2 separate regions of the Homo sapiens genome follow, and region 1 is linked to region 2. Evidence: chromatin loops called from intact Hi-C (ENCODE). Cell type or tissue: PC-9. All regions are shown on one strand. Each heading gives the region's core, and the rest is flanking DNA. Links, peaks and the distances in the headings are about the cores only.

Region 1 (9,246 bases), core at 752-8,751, 44 kb after region 2:
GATCCCACTACTGATCAGCATGGGAGTTATGACCGCTTTGTTTCTGACCTGGGAACCCCCATCCTTAGGCACAGCCCTTCCTCCTGCCTCAGCCTCCTGAGTAGCTGGGACTACAGACACACGCCACCACAACCAGCGCCTGTCCTTTTTATTATAGCTATCCTAGTGAGTGGGATGTAGTATCTCACTGTGGTTTTAATTTGCAATTCCCTGTTGCCTAATGATGTTGATCATTTCTTCATGTGCTGTGGCATTTGTTTATCTTCTTTGAAGAAATGTCTATTCAGGCGGGGCATGGTGGCTCATGCCTGTAATCCCAGCAATTTGGGAGGCCGAGGTGAGAGGACCACTTGAGGTCAGGAGTTTGAGACCAGCCTGGCCAACATGTTGAAACCCCATCTCTACTAAAAAATACAAAAAATAGCTGGGGGTCGTGGCACGTGCCTGTCATCGCAGCTACTAAGGAGGCTGAGGCAAGAGAATCACTTGAACCCAGGAGATAGAGGTTGCAGTGAGCCAAGATTGTGCCACTACACTCCAGCCTGGGCGACAGTGCAAGACTCTGTCTCAAAAAAAAAAAAAAAAAAAAACAACGAAATGTCTATTCATGTATTTCACTCATTTTTAATTGGGTTGTCTTTTTGTTATAGAGTTGTCAGAGTTTTTATGTATTCTACATAATAGTCTCTTATCAGATAAATGATTTGCAAATACATTCTCCCATTCTGCGAATTGCGTTTTCACTGTATTGATGCTGTCCTTCGAAGCACAAAATGTTTTCAATTTTCATGCAGTACAATTTATCTATTTTGTCTTATGCTGCTTATCATCACAGTTTTTTAAATTGAGGTAAAATGCACATAACATGAAATTAACTATTCCACATACATTTCAAAAAATGTATGAGCCGGGTGCAGTGCCTCACACCTGTAATTCCAGCACTTTGGGAGACTGAGGAGGATGGACGACTTGAGGCCAGGAGTTCAAGACCAGCCTGACAAACGTGGTGAAACCCCATCTCTACTAAAAACACAAAAATGAGCCAAGCGTGGTGGCACACACTTGTAGTCCCAGCTACTCAGGAGGCTGAGGCATGAGAATCACTTGAGCCCAGCAAGCAGAGATTGCGGTGAGTGGAGATCACACCACTGCTGCACTCCAGGCTCAGTGGCAGAGTGAGACTCTGTCTCAAAAAAAAAAAAAAAAAAGTTAAAAAAATTTTTTTTTTTGAGACAGAGTCTCGCTCTGTCACCAGGGCTGGAGTGCAGTGGCACGATCTTGGCTCACTGCAACCTCCACCTCCCTAGTTAAAGCGATTCTCCTGCCTCAGCTTCCCGAATAGCTGGGACTACAGGTGCTCGCCACCAAGCCCAGCTAATTTTTGTATTTTTAGTAGAGACGGTGTTTCACCATGTTGGCCAGGATGGTCTCCGTCTCTTGACCTCTTGATCCACCCGCCTCGGCCTCCCAAACTGCTGGGATTACAGGCGTGAGCCACCACGCCGAGCCAAGTTAATTTTTTTTTTAAATGCAAGTAACTTTTTTTAAAAAAGAATGTCTAGGAAAGTATTTTCGAAATATTATATTATTGCAATCCAAAGAGAGGAAAAATGAACACGATTATCGTTTATTGAATACTAACTAAGCACCTTGCACAGAATTAGGTCATCTATATCAGGGGTTTTCAACTGAGTGCAACTTTGCTCCCTCAGGGGGCATTTGGTAAAGAATGTCTGGAGGGCCAGGTATGGTGGTTCACGCCTGTAATCCCAGCACTTTGGGAGGCCGAGGCGGATGGATCACCTGAGGTCAGGAGTTCGAGACCAGCCTGACCAACATGGAGAAACCCCATCTCTACTAAAAATCCAAAATTAGCCCGGCATGGTGGCACACGCCTGTAATCCCAGCTACTTAGGAGGCTGAGGCAGGGGAATTGCTTGAACCTGGGAGGTGGAGGTTGTGGTGAGCCGATATTGCGCCATTGCACTCCAGCCTGAGCAACAAGAGTGAAACTCCGTCTCAAAAAAAAAAAGAATGTCTGGAGACATTTTGATTGCCATAACTTGGGGGTTGGGGGTTGCTGCCACATCTAGTGGGTAGAAGCCAGGAAGGCTGCTAAACATTCAACAATGTGCGTAACAGCCCTCCACAACAAAGAATTATCTGGTCCAATGCATCACCAGTGCTGAGGGTGAGAAACCATGATCCATACGCATTATCTCATTTTTCTTCACACCTGCCTAGTGGCACAGTTACTGTCAATTGTCACCATTTGTAGGTGAGGAGACTGAGGCTTAGAGGGGGTAGATAACTCATGCAAAACCCCACAGCTGGGCCGGGCACGGTGGCTCACGCCTGTAATCCCAACATTTTGGGAGGCCGAGGCAAGTGGATCACCTGAGGTCAGGAGTTCAAGACCAGCCTGGCCAACATGGTGAAACCCCGGCTCTACTAAAAAATACAAAAATTAGCCGGGCATGGTGATGCACACCTATAGTCCCAGCTACTTGGGAGGCTGAGGCAGGAGAATCACTTGAACCCGGGAGACAGAGGTTGCGGTGAGCCGAGGTCACGCCACTGCACTCCTGCCTGGACGACAAAGTGAGACTCTGTCTCAAAAAAAAAAAAAAAAATTGGGGTCTCTGGGCCCTATTCAGAGCTCTGGAACAGAATCATCTCCAGGTATGAGGCTCTGGGGTTGTATTTCTGAAAGACCTCTGGTTTGTTGGCTGCCTACCAAGTGCAGTACCCATGTGATAAACACATCATGGGGTTGTTAAGGCTGGTTTCAGACGTGCCCGAATCAAGTCTGACTTTTTTTCTCTAGCCTAGACCATGCTTTTGATTATTTTATTTTATTTTATATTATTTGTTTTGTTTTGTTTTGTTTATGAGACAGAGTCTTGCTCTGTCACCCAGGCTGGAGTACAGTAGCAGCAATCTTGGCTCACTGAAACCTTCGCCTCCTGGGTTAAGCAGTCCTGTCGCCTCAGCCTCCCAAGTAGCTGGGATTACAAGCATGCGCCACCATGCCTGGCTACATTTTTTTTGTATTTTTAGTAGAGACAGTGTTTCACCATGTTGGCCAGGCCGGTCTCAAACTCCCGACCTCAAGTTACCCGCCCTCCTTGGCCTCCCAAAGTGCTGGGATTACAGGCGGGAGCCACCGCGCCTGGCCCTTGATTATTTTAATTACAAATGAGAAACTTCAAGAAACTCAGAGACAGAAACCAGCCAGGAAGTATCTCCATTTATTTCCTCTCAGATAATATTTAGTAATTGTCTTAGTCCATTTTGTATTGCTATAAAAAAATACCTCAGACTTGGCAATGTGTAAAGAAAAACAGTTATTTAGCTCATGGTCCTACAAGCTGAGAAGGCCAAGGGCATGGCCCTGACCTCTGGGGAGGGCTTCTGTGCTGTGTCACAACATGGCAGAGAAAGTCAAAAGGGAAGTGGACATATGTGAAGAGAGGAAAACCTAAGAGGCTTCCTGGCTTTATAACAAACCACTCTCAGAGGGACTAATCCAGTCCCACGGAAATCAATTCAGTTCTCACTACTGCAGAAACAGCACCAAGCCATTCATGAGGGATCTGACTCAATAACCCAACATCTCTTATTTGGCTCCACCTCCCAACACTGCCACATTGAGGATCAAATATCTTTTCTTTTTTTTTTCTTTTTGAGACGGAGCCTCACTCTGTCGCCCAGGCTGGAGTGCAGTGGCACAATCCTGGCTCACTGCAACCTCTGCCTCCCAGGTTCAAGCAATTCTCCCTGCCTTAGCCTCCTAACTGGGATTATAGGCACCCATCACCATGCCCAGCTAATATTTGTATTTTTAGTAGAGATGGGGTTTCTCCATGTTGGCCAGGTTGGTCTCGAACTCCTAAACTTCCAGTGATCCACCATCCTCGGCCTTCCAAAGTGCTGGGATTACAGCCTTAAGCCACTGCACCCGGGCCAGGATCTACCTTTTGAAGGTAGGAATGTCATAGAATTGGGTAACCTGGCTAGGCATGGTGGCTCACACCTGTAATCCCAGCACTTTGAGAGGCCAAGGCAGGTGGATTACCTGAGGTCAGGAGTTCGAGACCAGCCTGACCAACATGGTAAAACCCCGTCTCTACTAAAAATACAAAATTAGCCAGGCATGGTGGCGCATGCCTGTAATCCCAGCTACTCGGTTGGCTTTCGCAGGAGGTTTGCTTGAACCCGGGAGGCGGAAGTTGCAATGAGCCGGGAGATTTTTAGTAGAGACGGGGTTTCTCCATGTTGGTCAGGCTGGTCTCCAACTCCTGACCTCAGGTGATCTGCCCGCCTCGGCCTCCCAAAGTGCTGGGATTACAGGCATGAGCTACCGAGCCCATCCTAGGGCCCCTTTTTGAATATCTCCCCTAGGGCAGAAATGGCAAGCTCATAATTGAATCCAGTCACAACTCACTTCATTTGTTCTTCTGATCGTACTTGTTTCTTTCTAAAGTCTTGTTTTATTTATTTTTATGACTTTTTAATGTTTTATTTATTTATTTATTTATTTATTTAATTTTTTTGAGACAGAGTCCCGCTGTGTTGCTCAGGCTGGAGTGCAGTGGCACGATCTCAGCTCACTGCAACCTCCGCCTCCCGGGTTCAAGCGATTCTCCTGCCTCAGCCTCCCGAGTGGCTGGGATTGCAGGCACACACCACCATGGCCGGCTAATTTTTTTGTACTTTTAATAGAGATGGGTTTTCGCCATGTTGGCTAGGCTGGTCTCGAGCTCCTGACCTCAGGTACTCTGCCCTGGGATTACAGGCATGAGCCACTGTGCCTGGCCCGACGTTTTTTTATTTTATAGAGGTGGTGCTGCACTGTGTTGCCCAAGCCTGGTCTCCAACTCCTAGGTTCAAGCAATCCTCCGACCTTGGCCTCCCAAAGTGCTGGGATTACAGGTGTGAGCCACCATGCCGGGCCCTAAACTCTTCTTTTGAATAAAAGCGCAGATAGCAAACAAAATTAAATTTTAAATAAAGAGCTTTTTTTTAACAGAAATCAAAAGGCTTATATGTTCTCCTCCCCTTGTTATGAAATGCACCTTACCTTGGGCAAGCAAATTCTACCTGTCTTAAAAAAGCAATAGCAAATACTGCCAGTCTCTTCTCTATGAAACAGAAAAACTTTTACCCGGAAGTGCTAAGTAGGCCAGACGTGATGGCTCATGCCTATAATCCCACTGCTTTGGGAGGCCAAGGTGGGAGGATCACTTGAGCCCAAGAGTTAAAGACCAGCCTGGGCAACATGGTGAGACCCCCGCCTCTATAAAAAAAATGTTAAAAATTTTTTTTAATTTAGTTTTTTTCTTTAAATTTTTAACCTAATGGAGAATAGTAGATTTTCCTAATGGAGGAAATACTAGATTTTCCTAAGGGTGTCTCAACAGTGAGCATGTAATGGGATAATGTATGCATAATGGAGTCCACTAGCTCCCTTCCTAATATCCATTCCCCCATTATTCTTTGCTAGCAGAGTCTGAATTTTATTCAAGTGAGCAATGTGCCCATCTTAAGGACTACACTTCCCAGCCTCCCTTGCAGCTAAGGGAGGATGATGAAATAATAAGAGGAAGTCATTGGGTGGGGTTTCCAGGAAAGCTATTTAAAGGGAAATGACTTAGCTTGCCTCTGGCTCTTGCTACTTCCTTCTTCCCGCTGCCGGGAACACAAGCAAAACGTTGAGGGCTGCAGCAGCCATCTTTGACCATGAAGTAACCTTAAGAAAGGAAGCCATGTGCTAAGAATGGTGGAGAAGAAAGGAGGAAGTGCGTGATGAATTTGTCAACATCCCTGGACTACCTAATTCCAGACTTTTTTAAGTAGAGAAAAATAAACCTCTAGTTTATATAAGCAACTGTGGTCATGTCTCTGTACGAACTAAACACAATTTATTCATCCTTATAATATGTAAAGCTTGAGAACTAAATTCTGATTTTTTTTTTATCTTGCCCAAATTCCTATCTAAGGGGTCTGGGGAGTCATGCCCTACAAACCGTAAATTCTCATCAGATGGGTTTTATTTAACCCTATATATGTCTTGACTTACTTTTCAGCCTGACTCTGGCATAACATGAGGATGCAAGGAAGAAAATCAAAATATTTTACCCCCAAAACATGTTTCTTTGTAACATTTTGAAATGGCCCTGCAACCAGTCCTTTGTTGAGGGAAAATTCACATCTGTAAAGAATCCCTATTAACATAGCTAGACGTTTTCCTTCCAGGCCCCTCCAATTCTGAATAGAGTAAGTGAGAGTCTAGCACCTTTTAAAGTTTCTGAAAAGGAAACGTGTGTCATCTATTGTTTCTAAGGGCAGCTGCTATGAGACTTGAAAAGAACCTTGGTCTCCACGATCTGTTTTTATTTTATTTTATTTTATTTTTTCCTTTGAGGTGGAGTCTTACTTTGTTGCCCAGGCTGGAGTGCAGTGGCTCGATCTCGGCTCACTGCAACCTCCGCCTCCCGGGTTCAAGCGATTCTCCCTCCTCAGTCTTCCAAGTAGCTGGGAGTACAGGCGCACACAACCATGCCTGGCTAATTTTTGTATTTTTAGTAGAGATGGGGTTTCACCATGTTGGCCAGACTGGTCTCAAACTCTTGACCTCAGGTTATCTGCCTGCCGCAGCCTCCCAAAGTGCTGGGATTACAGGCGTGAGCCACCGTGCCCAGCCCACAATCTTTTATCTTAAGCTGAACATTTCCTTTCTATTGATACCAAGTCCTTAGACAAAAACTCAACCAGTTGTCAACCAGAAAATGTTTAAATTTACCTATAGCCTGAAAGCCCCTCCCCCCCCAACTTCAAATTGTCCCACCTTTCTGGAACAACTCAATGTATTCCTTAAATGTATTTGATGGATGTTTCATTCCTCCCTAAAATATATAAAACCAAGCTGCAGCCCAACCACCTTGGGCACATGTTCTCATGACCTCCTAAGGGCTGTTATGGGTCATGGTCACTCATATTTGGCTCAGATAAATCTCTTTAAGTATTTTACGTAGTTTAACTCTATTAACCGACAAGCTCTTGGCAATTTGCAGATTTCTCAATACATGTGATGTTTTGTAGTTTGAGATCTGCGGTTGTTCCTCATTTTTACTTTCATCTTGCTTTTACCCACTGTGTTTATGCACCTTTTCTCCATTACAGCCTCGTGTCCCTTCTGAAGCTGGTCCTCAGCCTAGAACAGTAGCTGCAAGTTGCTGCCGGTTATCAGATAGTACTCAGGATAAGAATGTGATCGCTCATCCTGACTCTGCTATCTGAGGGCTGAATCACAGGCAATTAAATGCATTTTCAGAAAGACTGCCTGTGGCCTTGCCCGACTTGTGGCCACTCTGTGGGTGGTTCTCTGAGCCTGGATTGGAGGCAGACCCTGGGCTGGAGATGTGCTTCATTCAGCACGATGACAGTGCCATGGAGGAAGGTGCCACCTATAGACTGTGTCTCAGGTCTCTTGCTTCTGATGACTAAACAGTTCCCCAATTTTCCTGAAACTGTGTTCTAAAAGTGGCATGGCTCTGAAAACAAAAAGACTCAGATTCATGGGCCAACCCAGGTATCACATGAGGACCAGCTTCTTGACGAGCCAAGACATCTATATGATAGAGCTACACTCTCTGACCACAACCGGTGTACAAAAATAGCAGTAACACAGGCTCTCGTATTCAAATACAGACTTTGGTTCTGGAGGTCTGGGAGTCTGCATTAATTAATTAATTAATTTAATTTATTTGTTTATTTTTGAGACAGGGTCTCACTGTGTCACCCAGGCTGTAGTGCAGTGGAGCAATCATAGCTCACTGCAGCCTTGAACCCCTGGGGTCAAGCAATCCTCCTGCCTTAGCCTCCAGAGTCCTAGGATGACAGACTTGCGCCACCATACCCAGCTAATTTTTTGTTTTAATTTTCTGTAGATGTGGGGTCTCCCTATGTTACCCAGGCTGGACTCAAACTTCCACCTCAAGCCATCCTCCTGTCTTGGCCTCCCAAAGTGCTGGGATTACAGGCATGAGTCACCTTGCCCAACTCAATGGTTTCCTTTTTTTTCTTTCTTATTTTTCACTTTGTTTCTTTCTTTTTTAAGAGAGGGTCTCACCCAGGTTGGTGTGCAGTGGCATGATCTCAGCTCACTGCAGCCTCGACCTCCCGTGCTCATGTGATCTTCCCACTTCAGCCTCCTGCATAGCTGGGACCACAGGAATGCAAACAATGCCTGGTTCATTTCTTATTTTCTGTAAAGATGAGGTCTTGCTATGTTGCCAGGTTGTTCTCAAACTCCTACACTCAGGCTATCTGCCCACCTGGGTCTCCCGAAGTGCTGGGTTTACAGTCGTGGGCCACCACACCCGGCGGTGGTTTCCACTATGTATCTAATCCCACTGCTCTCCATTCGAATTTTAGCAGTTTTCCTTCCAGTCTTTTATTATTTTATTTTTTGAGACGAAGTTTTGCTGTGTCACCCAGGCTGGAGTGCAGTGGCATGATCTCAGCTCACTGCAACCTCCGCCTCCCGGGTTCAAGCGATTCTCCTGCCTCAGCTGGGATTACAGGTGTGTGCCACGACACCCAGCTAATTTTTGTATTTTATTAGAGACAGGGTTTCTCCACGTTGGCCAGACTGATCTCGAACTCCTACCTCAGGCGATATGCCTGCCTTGGCCTCCCAACGTGCTGGGATTACAGGCTTGAGCCACTGCCCCAGCCACCTTTCAGTCTTTTATATTGACAGAAGTATTTCCACTGTTGTGCTAGCACCAGCTCCCATGGGCTTGGATAGGCAGCTGTGCATGTCTCTATTCTGCTCCTCCTTCAGTGACATCACAAGGTAGCTTGAAATCAGCCATGGTGGGAGTATTTACACCATAGAAATTGGCAAATGCTACTCTATAAATCAGGGATTTTCTTTGCACAGTCAGTTGTTAAACATTTACCAGCACTTCACTGATTTTATTATCATCAGGTTTACCCTGTCATTCCACTCTCCCCTATTTCACTTCTCCGACTATTTCATTTTCCCCTACAGTATACCAGGACCTTCACCCTAGTGAAGGAAGACAGACGATACATAAGTAAACGTGGAAACAAACAAGATCATTGTAAGTAGTGATATAAAGTAGGGAGAAAATTAAAACAGGTGATATGTTGAATAGACTCCTCTTACCGTTTTATCCCCCACATCATGTCATAAACATTTCCCTAAGTTCTAAA
Region 2 (9,246 bases), core at 676-8,675:
ACCTGGTCTGTTTTTAAATACACAGGTTCAAGTGTCCTTAAACAGATGTGCACTCTGCGAATCGCTGTGGTCTCAGGCTGCCAGCATCTGAATGCACCACCCCAAGCAAACAGGATGCATTTTCACAATTAACTTGGGGTTTTATCACCCAGTTTGAGACAAAAGGCAGCGGAGCCCAGACAGGGCAGTGAGTTAAACAAGGTTAGCAAGTAAATGCCCAGCACTACAGGTCCTTCTGGGCACAAATGGCTCAGTGAACCAGACTGGGCACTCGGAGACGGAGAGGTGGTTCCTCAGGGGAACTGAAAATCCGGGTGGGGAAAAGAGGACGTGTCTGAGCTGTGGAATCTGGCAGCAGACCCCCCTCGCTTCAAATCCTGACTCAAGAAGTTCTGGGCCCGTTTGTCAGCACCCCATTCGCCACCAGGGACCTCCCAGGACAAGCCCTGCCGTGGGAAAACTGTCGCTTTAAGGGTCTGGTGGGCAGGCCCAGCCATTTCCATGGAGCAGACTCTGAGCTGTTTCTGTCTTTCAAAAACCAAGGCCCCAACAGGAAGTGAGTCACCACAGGAAAATACAGGGTTCCCAGCCTTAGGGGGCTCGAGGCTGACCTCAGATGCCCCCGTGGGGGTCAGGCCTTTGTAGGTGCATGGCTCTGTGGGTGGGGAAAGATTATTTCAGCATTTGCTGACATCATTGAATGGTGTGTGACTGAGGGGAAGGTCTCTAACTCAGCCCAGGTTCATCTGAGTCAACCAGGGTCAAACAGCTTTCACGGGCATCTTTGGGTCACTGACCGGGCAAAGCCAGGCCCTTAAAACAAGAGGTTGTTGGCCAGGCACGGTGGCTCACACCTGTAATCCCAGCACTTTGGGAGGCCAAGGCAGGTGGATCACCTGAGGTCAGGAGTTCAAGACCAGCCTGGCCAACACGGTGAAACCCCGTCTCTACTAAAAAATACAAAAATTAGGGCCAGGTGCAGTGGCTCACATCTGTAATCCCAGCATTTTGGGAGGCCAAGGTGGGTGGATCACCCGAGGTCAGGAGTTCGAGACCAGCCTGGCCAACATGGTGAAACCCCATCTCTACTAAAAATACAAAAAAAAAAAAAAATCAGATGGGCGTGGTGGCGTGCACCTATAATCCCAGCTACTCTGGAGGCTGAGGTAGGAGAATCGCTTGAACCCAGGAGGCGGAGGTTGCAGTGAACTGAGATCGCACCACTGCACTCCAGCCTGCTAAATAAAAATTAGCTGGGTGTGGTGGGGCACACCCGTCACCTGTAATCCCACCTACTTGGAGGGCTGAGGCAGGAGAATCGCTTGTGCCCAGGAGGCAGAGGTTGCAGTGAGCTGAGATTATGCCAGTGCACTCCAGCCTGGGCAACAGTGAGACTTTGTCTCAAAAAAAAAAAGAGGTTGTTGAAAGCACACTAAGAACCAACCAAATGTTTGATGTGCTCGCAGTCCTGTGAGTTAGCTTTGTCACGCCCACCTTCACAGATGAGAAAACTGAGGCTCAGATTAAGTTATCTGCCCAAGTTCCTACCAGCCCACACTCCCCAATCCCCTCCTGATTTTGAACCCAAGCTTGGGCTTGACAAGAAATGCTCATGAGTACCTTTCAGACAGGACAGAAGCCAGACAGATCTGCCCACCCCCCAAACCTTTCAGACAGGACAGAAGCCAGACAGATCTGAGCACCCCCCAAACCTTTCAGACAGGACAGAAGCCAGACAGATCTGCCCACCCCCCAAACCTTTCAGACAGGACAGAAGCCAGCGAGATCTGCGCACCCCCCAAACCTTTCAGACAGGACAGAAGCCAGACAGATCTGCGCACCCCCCAAACCTTTCAGACAGGACAGAAGCCAGAGAGCTCTGCGCACCCCCCAAACCTTTCAGACAGGACAGAAGCCAGCGAGATCTGCGCACCCCCCAAACCTTTCAGACAGGACAGAAGCCAGAGAGATCTGCGCACCCCCCAGACCTTTCAGTGCCTCAGCCCTCTCATCTGTAAGCTGGGAATCCCCTCATTCAACTGCGTACTGGTGTCTATTCAGTGCCAGGGCAACAGTGAATACACACATGCAGACCCTGCCCTACAGCAATAGCAGACCCAAAACACCAGGAAACCAGCAAGGAAAATCATCACAAGGCAGAATGAGAAACAAGGGGCCCAGAGACTCACACAGGAGGAGAGGGTGAAGACATGCCCGGGAGGACACGACAGATGAGCCAGAATAAGGGGGATGGCCTTTCCAAAGAATGGGCAGAAGGACGTCCTGGGAGATGTAAACCACAGTAGTTGTCAAACTTGCAGCTGAAGTGAATGTTAACAAGGGAGGCCTCTGGAGAAGGTTCCATTGGGCAGACCAGGCCCTGCTAGGTCACACCTCAGAAGGAAGGGAAATCTCAATTGCTGGACCCACTGAGAGCCCTGGCCCTCCCCAGGCTCAGAAGGCCCATCTCAGCCACCCGGGGCTTGGAAATACTCCACCCCCATCCCAGTCGGCTCCCCCAGCAGCCTATGCAAGGACAGCAACCACGTCCTCGGGACGTGCCGGCTGCCCAGGCTTCAGCAGCTGGCGCAAAGGCCCAGTGAAGGCTCCAGAAGCCAAGCTGGGCAAGTTGGTTTAACATGGGATTGCACTGGGCTGCATCAGTGTCCCGATGTCAGGTCACAACAGCTTCGCAAGAGCCCACCCTGTCGTTCTGCGCGTGGGTTAAGGTTGACAACAGTGCAGAAACAGTTCCTTTCAGCTGGGTCTGTGACGAGCCAAGGAATGAGTATCACCTAGGCCATTCCTGGTGACTGTCCACCAAGCTTCCTGCCGACCTCAGTGAACCCCCTCCTCCTCCAGAGCCCCTCTTCTCACCTGGGAATGACCTCTTCTCATCTCGGGATGGTTCACAATTGCCCAACTGCTCCAAGTCACCAGTGGAGAAATGGAGAGAGAATGCCATCTTGTGGCCACAGTGCCAGGATTAAAAACTTGTCGAGTGCCAGGTACCCTTCTGAAGTGTTTTAGGAAACACCTCATTTCATCCTCACAACCTTATCATCCTCTTTATGGATGCGGAAACCAAGGCAGAGTAGCTAAAGAACTTGCCAAGATGGGCTAGTGACACAGCCTTTGAACCAACAGGCAGGCTGCACCTGGAAGCTCAGGGCACAGCTGCCATCACAGCCTGTGAGGGCTTCCCAAGGGTCTGCTGGGTGTCCCCAGGGCACAAGGCAGGGGTCCAATCAGTATCCAGCCTGGGGCCACGTAGGGGCGCCGTTGGGTCACACAGACCGTCTCATCGCGTGAATGGAGATATCAGAACCTGCCCGATGGGGTTGGCAAAGGCATTAAGCACTCGGTAATCCTTAGCTTTTTCACTGCAATATCCTTTACATAACAAAAGATGTAGTTCTGCATAGACTGGTAACAAGGCTCCCATCTACTTGAACAGGGAAAGAAGTGGTGTGTATAAGACCCGTTTGGTATATGGTTTTCTAGGAATACGGTATACTCCCCAGACAGGTATTTTGTAACGTTATCACCAGTAGCTCCTGGCCAGGTGGGTAGATTTGGGGTCTATAGGAATACGGGCAGAAAGCTGCTGCACATCACAGGATTCCAATTAATAGGATGGCTGACATACTGCTCGAGGATCAAGGGTCTTTTCACTTTCTGCCGCATCCAACTGCCTTGACCTTGGTCCAGCTTCCCTCGTAGTTGCAAGAGGCTGCGGCGACTCCAGGCTCACCTGCAGGTGACATCTGGGAGCAGGAGACCCTCCAGAAGACTTCACCTGTACCTTCCTATACCATTTCCCCCCTCCCCCAAGTAGTTCTAACCCCAAGTGTAAACAGAGGTAAAGAGATAAACAAGTAGTAGGACTTAGAACTTTTTTTTTTTTTTGTATTTTTAGTAGCGATGAGGTTTTGCCATGTTGGACACAGGTCTTGAACTCCTGACCTCAAGTGATCCACCTGCCTCAGCCTCCCAAAGTGCTGTGATTACAGGCGTGAGCCACCACACCTGGCCAGAACCCATTTTTAATTCTTTAATTTGCTTTGTTTTTTTGAGATACCATGTCCTACCCAGACCTTTGGATTCAGCATGTGTGTCCAGGTGGGGAATCCAGAAATCTGTAAATTAAACCTCCCTCCAGAAGACAAAGCCCCACCAGCTTCCAGCTTCAGGGAGTTGTCGCCAAGGCACACCTGCTGGGTCATCCCTGGTGAGCCATGACTCACCACGCCCTGGGCCCTGTGGGTGCCAACTTCCTCCTACCAAGCCAGTCAAACACCCTGGCCCAGAGGAACGCACTGACTGTGCTGACTTCCCCAAAGCCCAAGGGACTGAGGGTGGGTGGCAGGCGGCCCAAGAGTAGGGGCTGAGTCCTCTGACAGCCCCATCTGTCCTCAGCCGCAGGGCTGGCCCCAAGGAGCCCAGTGCCACTAGCCACCCACCCAGTTAACAATCTGCAAAGGAGCAAAAGCAACATTCCCTCTGCGGAATGTGCCAAAGGTACATTCTGCTGAAGCATGGAAAATCTTGGTGCCTGGGCCCCACCCCAGAGTCCCATCTAGTTCTTCTGGGGTACCACATGCCCAGTGGCAGATTCTAACATGAAGGAAGGATGAGAAACACAAAACTAGAGAGCAAAGAGGAGACGGGGGAAACTGAGGCTGGAGGCCAGTGCAGAACCCAGAAGCGAGCCCTCGGACTCTGAGAAGGGAATCTTATCCAGCCATGCCACGACAAGCACATTTAAAGGCTAACATCTGAGTCCTCACTTCGCACCAGGCATGGTGCTAGGCATCCTCCACACCATAACCTTGAGGGAGGGGCCCGGGAGGCAGGCCGCCAGTGGGACTGTCACCTACACCCTACTGACCCCAAAGTCCTTCTCTTCACCACCACCCTAGTTCTTGACAGACCTAAGGCCCAGGAAGAGGAAAAATAGGGAGTTCCTTGTGAAAACCTAGAAAACTTCAAGCCACCTTTTATGAACTCATTCAAGAAATGTCTATACCTACCCTGTGCTGCATGCTGAGGTCCAGAGAGCCCAGGTTTTCAAGCTGGCTGTGAAATCAACACAGTTGGTCACATACAACATCCTGTTCAGTGAAACAGCAAGAAGCTATAAAGTGCATTTGACATAAAAAGCTAAGAACTGCTGAGACCTGTTTCATCAGTTCTGTGTGTTCATTCACAAAAGGTGTGGCTGGGTAAAAGATCTTGATGGGAGAGGTATTTCTTACCACAGATCATAGTCCAGTATGTCTGAGAAACACTGAGGATGGGCAAGAGGCGAGCCTTCCTGTGCCCAATGCAATTGTGTACGCAAACACAGTTCTATACAACATTCACATTAACCTAAGAGACCCCAAACAGCAAATAAGAACTTCTTGGTAGTTACAAATTTCTACATACACCTTGAAATCAACATGGCCATGGTGATCTTGAGACTCACCATGGGGAAAAGAGTTTGGGAGTGATTAAGCTCCTGCCCACTACACTCAAGGACAGTTTAGCAGGTGATCCCCTTTTCCCCAGGGAACTTCAGCCCTGGCACCGCCACTCCTGAGGAAGAGGTATGAATGGTCTTAGAATCCTTCCTTAAAGCTCTAAGTTATAGTGGCACATACCTTGGTGGGTTTATAGAGGGCATTCAGATTATGAGTCCACAAGCAAATAGTTCTGAGTGTTGAGCCCACTGGACCCACCGGTGCCAAAAGCAGCCCAGTGGTAGCTGGCTGCCCCAGGCACCCCCAAACCCTTCTTCCAGGGTCAAGCTACAAAACTCTTGTCAGCCAGCTGAGCCCTCCTTGTTGCTGAAGCTGCAGAAAACCACAGGCCTTCTGAAGCTCCCAAAGGCAATTCCACTAAGTGATGAGAGCCCCAACACTTCCAGCAGCAACTCAGAGAACACGCCCACCAGGCCTAAAACACAAGCAAATGCTACGGCCCTCCCCAACAGCGGCCGTGCACAGCAACCACACCAGCACCCCATACTCCCTCTACTTGGGCTAAAGGGGAGTAGCTTCCCTGCTTGAGGGTTAAGTACTAGTGAAGTGAGGCAGCCTGTACTTGCCGGCCTGTGGCATCTCCTAGGAGGGCATTCAACTTCAGTTTGAAAAATTAAAATCTCTCTTACATGTGAACAAGCCCCTTCCCTGAAAACTCACCACTTAGTGTGTTACCTATCGAGGCTGCAGTGAGCTATGATCGCACCAAAGCACTCCAGCCTAGGCAAGAGAGTAAAACCCTGTCTCAAAGAAAAAAGAAAGGGCTAATTTTTCTTTTTCTTTTTTTTAGACGGAGTCTTGCTCTGTCGCCAGGCTGGAGTGCAGTGGTGCAATCTTTGCTCACCGCAACCTCTCCACCTCCCGGATTCAAGTGATTCTCCTGTCTCAGCCTCCCAAGTAGCTGGGACTACAGGTGCGTACCACCACGCCCAGCTAATTTTTGTATTTTTAGTAGAGATGGGGTTTCACCATGTTGGCCAGGATGGTCTCAATCTCTTGTGACCTCGTGATCTGCCCGCCTTGGCCTCCCAGTGCTGGGATTACAGGCGTGAGCCACCACGCCTAGCCAAAAAGGGCTAATTTTTCAATGGCATGTTAAGATAAGCTATCAGCCACATTCCAGAGTTCTCCAGGGCTCTGCTGATGGGAGAATTATAAATGGAGATGTAAATGTATCCAACTTCCAAGGAACACAAGTCACTAACATTCACATTTTTTAATTTATTTTTCTATGTTTTCTATTTATTTCACAGATGAGAAAACAGCCCAGAGAGGCAAACTTACCTAGGTTCCCAGACCTGGTAGTAGAGTCAGCATTCAAACCCACGTGATATCAAGCAAAAAGTCTTCCTTCATACGAGCAGGTAAAAAACAGATTAAAACTGAAAGGTCACTTCTGCCAAAGGAAGTATAAATACCCAACACTGGCTACGATGTAAGGGAACAGGCGCTCTTACTTTCTGATGGAAGTATTAACTGGTACCTTGCAGAAGGTACTTTGGCAAGACCCATCAGTATTTTATAGATGAATTTTTTTGACCCAGATAGTTCATCTACAGAAATTTGTCATAGAGAAACTTAAAACATAGGCCAGGCGCAGTGTCTCATGCCTGTAATCCCAGCACTTGGGGAGGCCAAGGCGGGCAGATCACTTAAGGTCAGGAATTCAAGACTGGCCTGGCCAACATGGTGAAATCCCGTCTCTACTAAAAATTCAAAATTAAATTAGCTGGGCGTGGTGGCGCACACCTGTAGTTATAGGCAGGAGAATCGCTTGAACCCGGGAGGCAGAGATTGCGGTGAGCTGGGATCGCACCACCGCACTCCAGCGACAGAGACTCCATCTCAAAAAACAAGAAAAAGAAAACACTCCACTGCTGCATTACTAATTATAAAAAATCTGTAACCTGCATCAAGGCTTATCTGTACAAGGGAATACTATTCTGTCACAAGATTTCACCATATTTGAAACCCCGTATCTAACAAAAATACAAAAAATAGCCAGGTGTGGTGGCAGGCACCTGTAATACCAGCTACTCGGGAGGCTGAGGCATGAAAATTGCTTGAACCCAGGAGGCAGAGGTTGTGGTGAGCCAAGATCGTGCCACTGCACTCCAGCCTGGGTGAGAGAGTGAAACTCCATCACAAAAAAAAAAAAAAAAAAAAAAGATTTCACCATATTACTTCTAATGTATAAAAGACCTGTATATACTATAAGCTGCTGTGTGGCTTGATTTTTGCTGTTTTAAATCTTTTTTTTAAGCACTAAATAAAAAAAAAATGAGGGGCCATCGAAAACTTGACTTGCTACGTCACAGGCTACTGTCTAACTGAACTTCACAAGGAGCCTGCAGATCCCATTATAGGAAGTAAAACCCTGGATATCTCATCCCATCAAACCCAACAGCACAACACACGGTCTGACAGCCAGCCTGGGTGCTCGGGCCTGCTCGTCTCTCAAATGCTGCCCCCACTAAAACATCACACACCTCAAATATTCCAAAGGGAGGCTAGAAGCTGGCCTTATGGGGTAAGGTCATCTAAACCATCAAAGCCGACAACTTTCCAGAAGGGGTAGCAGGTACCATAAACACTTATAACTTTAAACAAGGGGTTGCTCTGGAAGAACCTTTCTAGTCACTTTATTCCACAAATCCAGAATGTATCTCTGAAGATTCCCATCCTCACCATGACTAAATACCTCAGTCACCAATCTAATGAATGAAGCACCAGGTTACAACATACTACATAAAGTAAAATGCAATGAGATTAATCTGCTGACGTAGTCACCACTAGAGGTAGTAGCCAGGCCAAAAACTCAATCATTCTGTTCATAATTTTCTAAACTTATGGCCCCATTTCAAAATCATCTCTTGGCGTCTTGCACTGGCCTCTGAGGCTGACTAGCCCTCTGGGTTGGATGTTGGCCATCCCTCTCACTATAAAGGAAGTTAGCCAGTTTTCACTGTTGAATGGAAATCTTCAGGCCCAAAGCCACAATTATTCGAGTTTAATGAGTTCCAGTAGCCCTTAGAAAAAAACATTTAGAAAGCTAATTCTTTTTTAAAAGCCTAAACTTCATTTGATTGCATCAAAAAGTTATTCAGATGTGATGACCAAAACAAAACTGCAGACAAGCCCCATGGTTTTTTTGTTTTTATTCATTTTATGATTAAGGTGTTTATCACTACTCCAGTTGGGTAAACCACATTGAAGAATCTGACTGCAGGTCTTTAGATTCAGCCAAATGCTTTCCAACAATTTTGCTCTAAAAAATATTAAACATTTTAATACTTCAGCCATGCTCAGAACGCTGCAGTCTAAGGATGAACTTCAACTTGCCCATGCCAAGTTAGGGCGACAGGAGCAGAACTAAGGAGCTATGACGTCTAAAAGAATCAGAGAATCTGGCTTAAGACGAAGAGAGCTTCTGTTCCCCAAAACTAAACTGTCTAGTTTTTAAATCCACCCTTAACCGTTCAAGAAACTGAAAAAGTCAACTTGTTTTTAAAATACCACACAGGTATGCAATCTTCCATGATTTGTTTTGCATCTCAGCTAGCACAGGGAAACCCTTGAAAAACCTAGCTGTCAGAAGTTTTTCCTGAGGGAAATCATTACGCTTCTACTGCTGAGCTTCATGTTTATTCTGTGCGTCGGGGAAAGGAGAAAGCAATGGGACAGAGAAGGGAAAAGTTGCGACTGGGTGACAAATTCATTA

Evidence for each region. Peaks named below come from ENCODE experiments on the same cell type or tissue, not always from the same donor. Only the 100,000 strongest peaks of a DNase experiment are listed, where the experiment ranks them.
Region 1: a loop joins it to region 2, with 2.3 times the contacts of the local background. A loop is called at or near these places in 3 of 110 quality-filtered maps.

Annotation. Positions count from the first base shown.
Region 1 is chr16:9,075,546-9,084,791 of GRCh38, reverse strand. No RefSeq gene overlaps it. Among named protein-coding and RNA genes, the nearest start is that of HAPSTR1, 11 kb to the left of the region's middle. RefSeq lists an enhancer at 7,544-7,633. In PC-9, for the core only: no CTCF peak of the experiment used is centred there; DNase peaks (open chromatin) are centred at 5,601, 7,331 and 8,201; H3K27ac peaks cover 2,893 bases.
Region 2 is chr16:9,119,121-9,128,366 of GRCh38, reverse strand. It overlaps HAPSTR1 (HUWE1 associated protein modifying stress responses), which reads right to left. Exons shown (of 4, transcript NM_014117.3): 4 at 6,732-9,246. Among named protein-coding and RNA genes, the nearest start is that of HAPSTR1, 32 kb to the right of the region's middle. RefSeq lists enhancers at 221-300, 371-480, 461-755, 130-1,329, 4,363-4,878 and a silencer at 4,161-4,455. In PC-9, for the core only: no CTCF peak of the experiment used is centred there; DNase peaks (open chromatin) are centred at 4,266 and 5,176; H3K27ac peaks cover 7,236 bases.